Linked DNA regions of Homo sapiens: region 2 is linked to region 1. A link is an interaction called in ENCODE POLR2A ChIA-PET data of the cell type or tissue named here. Cell type or tissue: PC-9. All regions are shown on one strand. Each heading gives the region's core, and the rest is flanking DNA. Links, peaks and the distances in the headings are about the cores only. Region 1 overlaps MYO10 (myosin X). Region 2 has its middle 63 kb from the start of MIR10522.

Region 1 (4,388 bases), core at 125-4,124:
GGAGCACTGGCTCAGTGCAGGAGTGCCCTGCCACCCCACTGCACCCCAGAATCCTGGGGGGGCTGCTAAGATCCAGCTCCTGTCATTCCACTTCTGCACAGCTGGATTGGTGCCTGGGTACTGTCTGATTCTGCTGTAAAGACAGGGGTGAGAGCCTCCTTTCTAGACCATTTCTTTCCTTTTTCTTTTCTTTTTTTTGAGATGGAGCCTTGCTTTGTTGCCCAGGCTGGAGCGCAGTGGCACGATCTCGGCTCACTGCAGCCTCTGCCTCCTGGGTTCAAGCAGTTCTGCCTCAGCCTCCTGTGTAGGTGTGATTACAGGCATGTGCTACCATGCCCAGCTAATTTTTGTATTTTTAGTAGAGACAGGGTTTCACCGTGTTGGCCAGGCTGGTCTCCAACTCCTGACCTCCGTTGATCCACCCACCTAGGCCTCCCAAAGTGCTGGGATTACAGGCATGAGCCACCGTGCCTGGCCAAGACCATTTCTTTAAATATAGAGATAAGGTCTCACAGTATTGTCCAGGCTGGTCTTGAATTCCTGGGTTTAAGCAATCCTCCCACCCCTGCCTCCCAAACTGCTGGGATTACAGGCTTGAGCCATATCACCTAAACACCTGAGAGCTTATTGGGAGCTTGCCTGGCTACTGCTGATTGTGCCTTCTGAGTCCTGAGATTACTCTGCTTGTAGTTTCCTTCCTTCCATGAGGCTTAAGAAGGAGAGAAGGACTCCATTTTTCAGAGAGCAGAAGCGAGGCCAGGAGTGTTGAGGCGGAGAGGGCAGGAGCTGGGGCTGTCGTCTGCAGTCCGGTTGAGGAGCAGCATGCTGGCTTCCCAGGGGAGCTCCTGCCCTGCTCCTCCCTGCCCCCGCCCTGCTGTGCGGCAGGGCCCCCCTTGCATTAAGGCTTTACCACTGGGGGTTTTGCAAGTTTATTGCACGCATGTCCTTGCTTCTAGCCAGGAGTTTGGCTTTTTACCAGGTGGCAGAGTGTGTGTGTGTGTGTGTGTGTGTGTGTGTGTGTGTGTGTGTGTGTGTGTTGTGGTGTTGGGGAGGGGGCGGCTTACATCATGGCCAGAGTATTTGGGAAGGATGGATGGGGTGGGAGGGAGATGGATGGATGGGGATGCTGGAATCCACCCCTAGGAAATTCCTTTGGGTGTCTCAGTGTCCTGCTGGGGAAGGAGCTCTTGTTGGGTTGAGCCTGTTGGGTGTTCTTACCATTGGTCCTCAGGAGGTGAGAGGCTTCCTGGGAACGAGATAGGGGAAGCAGAGGGCCTTTGTTCTGGTCTAGATGGGGCGTGTCATCCAGGGGTAGTGGAGAAGCTGATGAGGAGCCAGTAGGAACTAGGAGGAACTTTCCTTCCTTGGCTTCGGGCCTCAGAGCCTCCGGTGAGCTGCCTCACCAGGACATGGCTGTATTTGATGGACAGACCTCAGACGTCAGCCTCCTGGGCTCGGCCCATTCTCCATTCACTGCAGCAGGGTCTTCACTGCAGCCCCCCTGCCACTGCTTTGTCCCACCCCTTGATTCCCCTGAGGGAGATCTTGGGAATTTCCAAATTTTGAGTGACTGAAGGCCTTTCAAACTGAGAAAGAATTAAAAATGGATCCTTCAAAATGACTTGTCTACTGTGTGGTTCTTTTAAAACATAATTTGAAAAGAGTATACTGCATTGTAAAACAGTAATTTTGCCCACATTTTATTGGTAAGGGTGGAGGTGATTTTAGTCCTTAGTGGTTTGTAGAGCTTGGCGGGTTAGTCTGAGACTGTTTTTTCTTGTGCTGGACAAAGGTGAATGTCTTCATTGTTTCATTGTGTAGAGCTGTTAATAGTTTATGGAGGGTGATTAAGTAGCGCTGCATAAGCCAATTTACAGTGTGTCTTAGTCTACACTGGCACTTGGCTAATTTGCAGAAAATTGGACCTTTCAACATGGGGCTTCCTCCCTCTACTCCGTGGGGGCTTCTCCTATTCATCCCTCAGCAGTCTGGCTTCCCCTCCAACACCGCAGGCTCCAGTCCTCTGTGTATCCCCACATTAGTCCTCCTGGTGTCAAGTTTCAATGATCTGTTTGCACTTCATCCCCATTGGACTGCAGGCATCTGGGAATGAGGCGTGTCCCTTACTAATCTTTGCGCTGGATCTCTGGCACAGTATCTGTGTTGTTAAATGCGTCAGTGGCCACCTCTGCTTTCCATGAAGCATTTCTGATTATCCACTCACCTTCTTTCTCAGAGTTAGCCTCTTTAATCCCCACAGTTCCTGGGAGGTAGATTGTATTTGCTTTTCCTCTACATTCGATGAGGAAATGAAGGCCCGTGGAGGTTCATTTGTCCAAGGCCACATGGCTAAGATGTGGTAAAGCCAGGGTTCCTGTCCAGGCGGTTTGGCCCCCTGGATAGAGCCATTATCAAAAACCACTATCCTTCGGTCTAGCCAGGAAAAAAAACTTCAGACAGCCCACAGAGGAGGGATGTTTCACAGAATACCTGACCAGCATTTCTCAAAACCGTCAAGGCTATCAAAGAAGGAGCATGACGATTACATCCAATGTCCCAGAAGGGGTCCTGGGACGGAAAAAGGACATTAGGTGGAAACTGGAGAACTCTGAATGAAGTGTGGCATTGAGTTCATGGTAAGGTGCCAGTGTCGGTTCCTTAGTGTGATAAATGTCCACATTATGTAAGATATAAGAACAGGAACCAGAGTGAGAGGTGTACAGGGACTCCCTGTATTATCTTTGCAACTTGTCTGGAAAATCTAAAACTATTCTAAAATGAAAAGTTTACTTAACAACTTAATGACAATGCCACCACTAAGCCCACTGCACTCCACTGCCTGGCTGGCTTGTCACACACTCTGGGTACCCTCACTCCTCGCTGCCTGGTGCCCACCCACTGCTGGGGAGAGGCTGTGTCCTCGGAGAAGAGTCCCCTCCAATTTCAGCACGTAACAGTGACGGAGGGATATAACTAGGGCTAGTCACAGGGCCATCAGAAGTGCTGCCCCCACTTATTTATTTATTTATTTATGTTTTTAGCAGTGTAGTCTGTTCCAAAGTCTCTGTTGAACCCAACAGGAGGTGTAATATGGAGAGAAATGAAAATGAATTTTGCTGTAGGAGGGAAATAATTTTCTTTTTTTTTTTTTTTTTTTGAGACAGAGTCTCACTCCCTCACCCAGGCTGGAGTGTGGTGGCACGATCTCAGCTCACCGCAACCTCTGCCTCCCGAGTTCAAGCGATTCTCCCACCTCAGCCTGCTGAGTAGCTGGGACTACAGGCATGCACCACCACACCTGGCTAATTTTTGTATTCTTAGTAGAGATGGAGTCTTGCCATGTTGGCCAGGCTGGTCTCAAACTCCTGATCTCAGGTGATCTGCCTGCTCAGCCTCTCAAAAGTGCTGGGATTACAGGCGTGAGCCATGGTGCCCAGCAGGAGAGAAATAATTTTCTATAGACAAAATCTTAGTGTCAAGAGGACCAAAGAGGCATTTATGTCATTTAAATGTTTCTCATCCTCTTCAGCCTCCTTATCGCTTTTCTGTTGGGGGTAGCTTGTAATTGTAAGTTCTTTTTTTTTTTTTTTTTTTGAGACAGAGTCTCACTGTGTCACCCAGGCTGGAGTGCAGTGGCGCAATCTCGGCTCACTGCAAACTCCGCCTCCCAGGTTCAAGCCATTCTCCTGCCTCAGCCTCCCGAGTAGCTGGGACTACAGGCGCCCGCCACCACGCCCGGCTAATTTTTTTTGTATTTTTAGTAGAGATGGGGCTTCACCGTGTTAGCCAGGATGGTCTTGATCTCCTGACCTCGTGATCTGCCCGCCTCGGCCTCCCAAAGTGGTGGGATTACAGGTGTGAGCCACCGTGCCTGGCCTGTAAGTTCTTTTTCAATGTTTTGTGTCTGGAAAGTAGCTGGGCTGGTAATGTTGTTGGTTTGGAGAAACTGTGGTGCGTTGGTTGAACGAGGCCTGTGCATTCTTTGGTTCTGTAGCAAGGCCTTGAGAGGAGAGTTAAATTAAAGCAATATGAGGGCTGAAAGCCATCTGGATGTGACCCAGTAAGGTGCCAGCAGCAAGACCCCAAATACAGGTACTGCTTTGTTGGGTTGAAGACCTATGGCATCTTTTGTTTGTTTGTTTGTGTTTGAGATAGGCTCTCGCTCTGTCACCCAGGCTGGAGTGCAGTGGCGCAGTCTTGGCTCACTGTAACTTCCGCCTCCTTGGTTCAGGAGACTCTCTCACCTCAACCTTCCAAGTAGCTTGGACTATAGGCGCATGCCACCATGCCCAGCTAATTTTTGAATTTTTTTGTAGTGACGGGGGTCTCACCATGTTGCCCAGGCTGATCCTGAACTCCTGAGTTCAAGTGACCTGCCTTCCTTAGCC
Region 2 (4,388 bases), core at 66-4,065, 200 kb before region 1:
TGTGGGGGCTGGTCCCTACAACCCTCATGTCATTCCCAAAATCACCTTCTTCAGACTCTGCTTGAACACTGCAAAGATTAGTTCCATTTTGTAAATTCAGACCACTAGAAATCAGCACAAATCTGTTCCATCACTATTTCCACTCAAATTCATGTATGCTATGTATGTGGATGAAAACGCATGCCTCTATGTCGGCTACCTCATAATCCCTAGCAGTCAACCGGAGTGGAGTGCGGCCTCGCCCTTCTGTTGGATTTATGCAGTTTGACACTTCCTCAGCCGTTTCCTCCCACAATTACAAGGTAAACTTCTCCTCCTTCTATTGCATGATTCTAAAGAGTAGTTCAAGTTTCCCTCTGCTGCCAATTTTCAAAAGCGTGGGTGGTAGAAGTGAATATAGGCAGCATTTCAATAATAGCAATGACTGGAACTTTTATATTAAAAGCCAACTCTTGTCATTTGATACAGCCTGAAGAGCCAAAATCCTGGCAGAAGTAGAGCTGATGAAAGCAAGTCTAAGACTCTAGTTCTGCCTTATCCATGGACTAGAATAGGATGTTTTTATCTCTTACTAAGTCTGATAAACGTATGCAAGCTGGTTCAGAGTCCCATTACTACCAAGTGGATGACATGCTCATCAAATATATCCTAATGCTGAAAGCACACTTGCTTTTCTTGGTAAAATAACAATGAGAAAACAAGGGATGCATATGATATACAGTACCATAAACATGCTAATTTTTAAATAAAGGAAATAATTCAGGATGTATTAAAATTGTCACTAAATCAGAATTAGAATTCATTCTAAAACTTTAGAATTTTGGAATTTATTAAACTTCTATTTTATTTTTGAGATAGCGTCTTGCTCTGTTGTCCAGGCTGGAGTGCAGTGGCACGATCTCGGCTCACTGCAACCTCCGCCTCCCAGGTTCAAGAGATTCTCCTGCCTCAGCCTCCCGAGTAGCTGGGATTACAGGCGCCCGCCACCATGTCTGGCTAATTTTTGTATTTTTAGTAGAGACAGTTTTCGCCACGTTGGTCAGGCTGGTCTTGAACTGACCTCGTGAACTGCCCGCCTTGGCCTCCCAAGTAGCTGGGATTACAGGCACGTGCCACCATATCCAGCTAATTGTTTGTATTTTTAGTAGAGACGGGGTTTCACCACATTGGCCAGGCTGGTCTCAAACTCCTGACTTCAGGTGATGCACCCACCTCAGCCTCCCAAAGTGCTGGGATCACAGGCGTGAGCCACCGCACTCGGCCTAAACTTCTAAATTGAGTAACAATCTGGACTCCCTGAAAGTCAAAACGTAGCTAGACTAGGACTTAATTTTTCCTTTTTTTCTTTAAATTTTTTTTTTTTTTTTGAGACAGGATGTGGCTCTGTTGCCCAGGCTGGAGTGCAGTAGTGTGATCTCAGCTCACTGTAACCTCTACCTCCTGGGCTTAAGCCATCCTCCCACCTCAAACTCCTGTGTAGCTGGGACTACAGGAGTGTGCCACCATGCCTGGCTAATTTTTGTATTTTTTGTATAGACAGGGTCTTGCCATGTTGCCCCAGCTTGTCTCAAACTGCTGAACTCAATTGATCTGCCTACTTCAGCCTCCCAAATTGCTGGGATTAAAGGCGTGAGTCACCGCACCCAGCCAGGACTTAATTTTTTTTAATGTTTATGGGCATGATCTATTTAGTGACAGTGACTCCTAAGAGAAATAAGTAATCACTCATAAACTGCTCTATGTTCCAACAATCAATGATTATAGAGAAATTTCTGATCCTCTTCTGATTAACGTCTAGAGATTTTTCCTAAGAGGATCTGTCAGCCTTGTATTTCCATGATTTGTTGCAAGCCTATTTTCTTTTTTTTTATTTTTTTATTTTGAGACAGAGTCTCGCTCATCGCCCAGGCTGGAGTACAGTGGCACAATCTCGGCTCACTGCAAGCTCCGCCACCCGGGTTCATGCCATTCTCCTGCCTCAGCCTCCCAAGTAGCTGGGACTACAGGCACCCGCCACCATGCCCGGCTAACTTTTTGTATTTTTAGTAGAAACGGGGTTTCACCGTGTTAGCCAGGATGGTCTTGATCTCCTGACCTCGTGATCCACCCACCTCAGCCTCCCAAAATGCTGGGATTACAGGCGTGAGCCACTATGCCCAGCCTGAAAGCCTATTTTCATACCTTGAAGTTGGAAATTAAAAGAACAAGAATCTTAAGTGAAAGAACAAATATATTGTTTGTAATTCAATACTAGATTTTTTTGACTGCTTTTTGGTTTTGGGTTCTTTTCCAACCTGATGTTGAGGGCAACATATTCCTCATCCGTCTCAAATCCTAAGCTTCTTCCTTCCTTCTCTCCCTCATTCATTCATCTCTCTCTCTCTTCTATTCCTGTCTCTTCCCCCCCACCTCTGATCTTAAGCCTTTCACAATTAAGCACCCTATTACATTCCCAGGTCTATAAAAGTCATAGATGGCCCAACTCCATAAAAAATCAGAGCTATGTTCTGGGCTAGCTCATGGATTTGGGACCCCACTTTGGAAAACCACTAGTGCATGAAACATGTTGATTTAAATCCAGCCCCTGAAAGCCTGGCTGCAAGCTCTCCTAAGCTGAGTGGAGTATGAACTCTCCCTGCGATAACCCAGAAAATGCATTTGCTTCTCACCTTCCACTTTCAAACCTTAGCTCGTCCTTCATGAGGTTTCCACCCAACTGATTTAAATATAAATCTCCTAAGTTTGTTCTTACTTGAAAAGAGGACAAAAACCAGTTTCAGATCCCAGGGGCACCCTCTGCCTCCTGATTGGTTTCCATTTTTAAAATCAGCCTGAAATGCTAGACATTTGATCCAATAAATCAGGTGTTGGAAGTCAAAGGGACTGGTCTCCAGGGGTTGGTTTTCAGGCCACATATTATGCTTACCCTAGAAAATATGAGATGCTGTGCTAACGAATTCACCCTGGGAGTAGGTGTGAGGCCAGAAGACAAGCTCTCCCTTGTAAATTCAGTTGGGATTGAGTCCCCAGCTCCAGCTTCTGGGATGAACAGGACTTCTTATCCCTTAATCACACCAAGGAGAGACCCCACACGCACACACCTTGACATTTCTCCCTCCTGGACCCACCAATGTGGCTGTTTGTTATTTCCCCTGGACAATTTGGAGTTATATAAAGAGTTCACCTTTGGCCAGGCGCGGTGGCTCACGCCTCTAATCTGAGCACTTTGGGAGACTGAGGAGGGCGGATCACCTGAGGTCCAGAGTTCAAGGCCAGCCTGACCAACATGGGGAAACCCCATCTCTACTAAAAATACAAAATTAGCCAGGCATGGTGGTGGGCGCCTGTAATCCCAGCTACACGGGAGGCTGAGGCAGGAGAATCTCTTGAACCCGGGAGGCGGAGGTTGCAGTGAGTGAACATCGCGCCATTGTACTCCAGCCTGGGCAACAAGAGCGAAACTCTGTCTCAAAAAAAAAAAAAAAAAAAAAAGGAGTTCACCTTCAAACCTTACGATCTGCACAGTGTGTCGCAGTTTTCAAAGGGCTTTCACAGATGTGATCTCATTTAGCTTTTATGAGGTCCCGTGGCCTCACAGCAGCAGCAGCAGCAGAGAGAGAAAGAGACAGCTAAACACAAGGTGGTGGTGCCCTCCAAGCCAGAGCATGAGGTCCAGGGTCGGACCGACCTGAATTCAAATCCTGACCGTAAGCTGTGAAGCTTTGGGTAAATTAATATCTCTACGCCTAAGCTTCCTCGTTTTGCAGCTAGAAATAATTAATAACAGTACCTGCTTTACAGTCGGTCCAGGGTTAAGGGTCCCCTTGATCTTGAAGAAGGCACCTGAAGCACTTAACACAATACTTGGCACATGTAACTATTCAGTAAATGTCAGTTACTACTATTAATCAATATGTTTAGACCCGTAAGAGCAATCTGCAAAAGCACACCCAGATGAAAAGTTCATCATGGATATCCATTAACTGGCAGGGATGAAATCCTGAATTGACTCTGGAATCCAAAGATACAGATCTTAACACTGGAAGGTACAGTCATTTTTGAGCAACTGATGCTCTGAAACGGTCCCCAGCGGGGCCCAGCACTATAGATGGCTTTTATCATTCAGTCTAGTAATTAAAACTATGCTTATTATTTACAGATCATTATTTAGAAATAGTTTTGGTGTTGCTAATTCATTTTTAGCTATCCTTTATTCATAAAAACAGATTATTTTTACGGCAACAGTTTCGTTGAGTTCACTATTCTCTGGGTTTCCTGGAGAATCAGCTATTCTGACACTAGTTTGATATGCATACCAGTTCCTCTTTTTTTTTTTTTTTTTTTTTTTGAAACAGGGTTTTACTCTGTCACCCAGGCCAGAGTGCAGT

Evidence for each region. Peaks named below come from ENCODE experiments on the same cell type or tissue, not always from the same donor. Only the 100,000 strongest peaks of a DNase experiment are listed, where the experiment ranks them.
Region 2: POLR2A ChIA-PET joins it to region 1 with 5 read pairs; 3 of 35 experiments call an interaction of 5 or more read pairs at or near these places.

The regions. Positions count from the first base shown.
Region 1 is chr5:16,892,403-16,896,790 of GRCh38, reverse strand. The region is part of intron 1 of MYO10 (myosin X); the gene reads left to right. Among named protein-coding and RNA genes, the nearest start is that of MYO10, 42 kb to the left of the region's middle. In PC-9, for the core only: no CTCF peak of the experiment used is centred there; a DNase peak (open chromatin) is centred at 2,190; H3K4me3 peaks cover 1,390 bases; H3K27ac peaks cover 3,153 bases.
Region 2 is chr5:17,091,006-17,095,393 of GRCh38, reverse strand. No RefSeq gene overlaps it. Among named protein-coding and RNA genes, the nearest start is that of MIR10522, 63 kb to the left of the region's middle. In PC-9, for the core only: no CTCF peak of the experiment used is centred there; no DNase peak of the experiment used is centred there.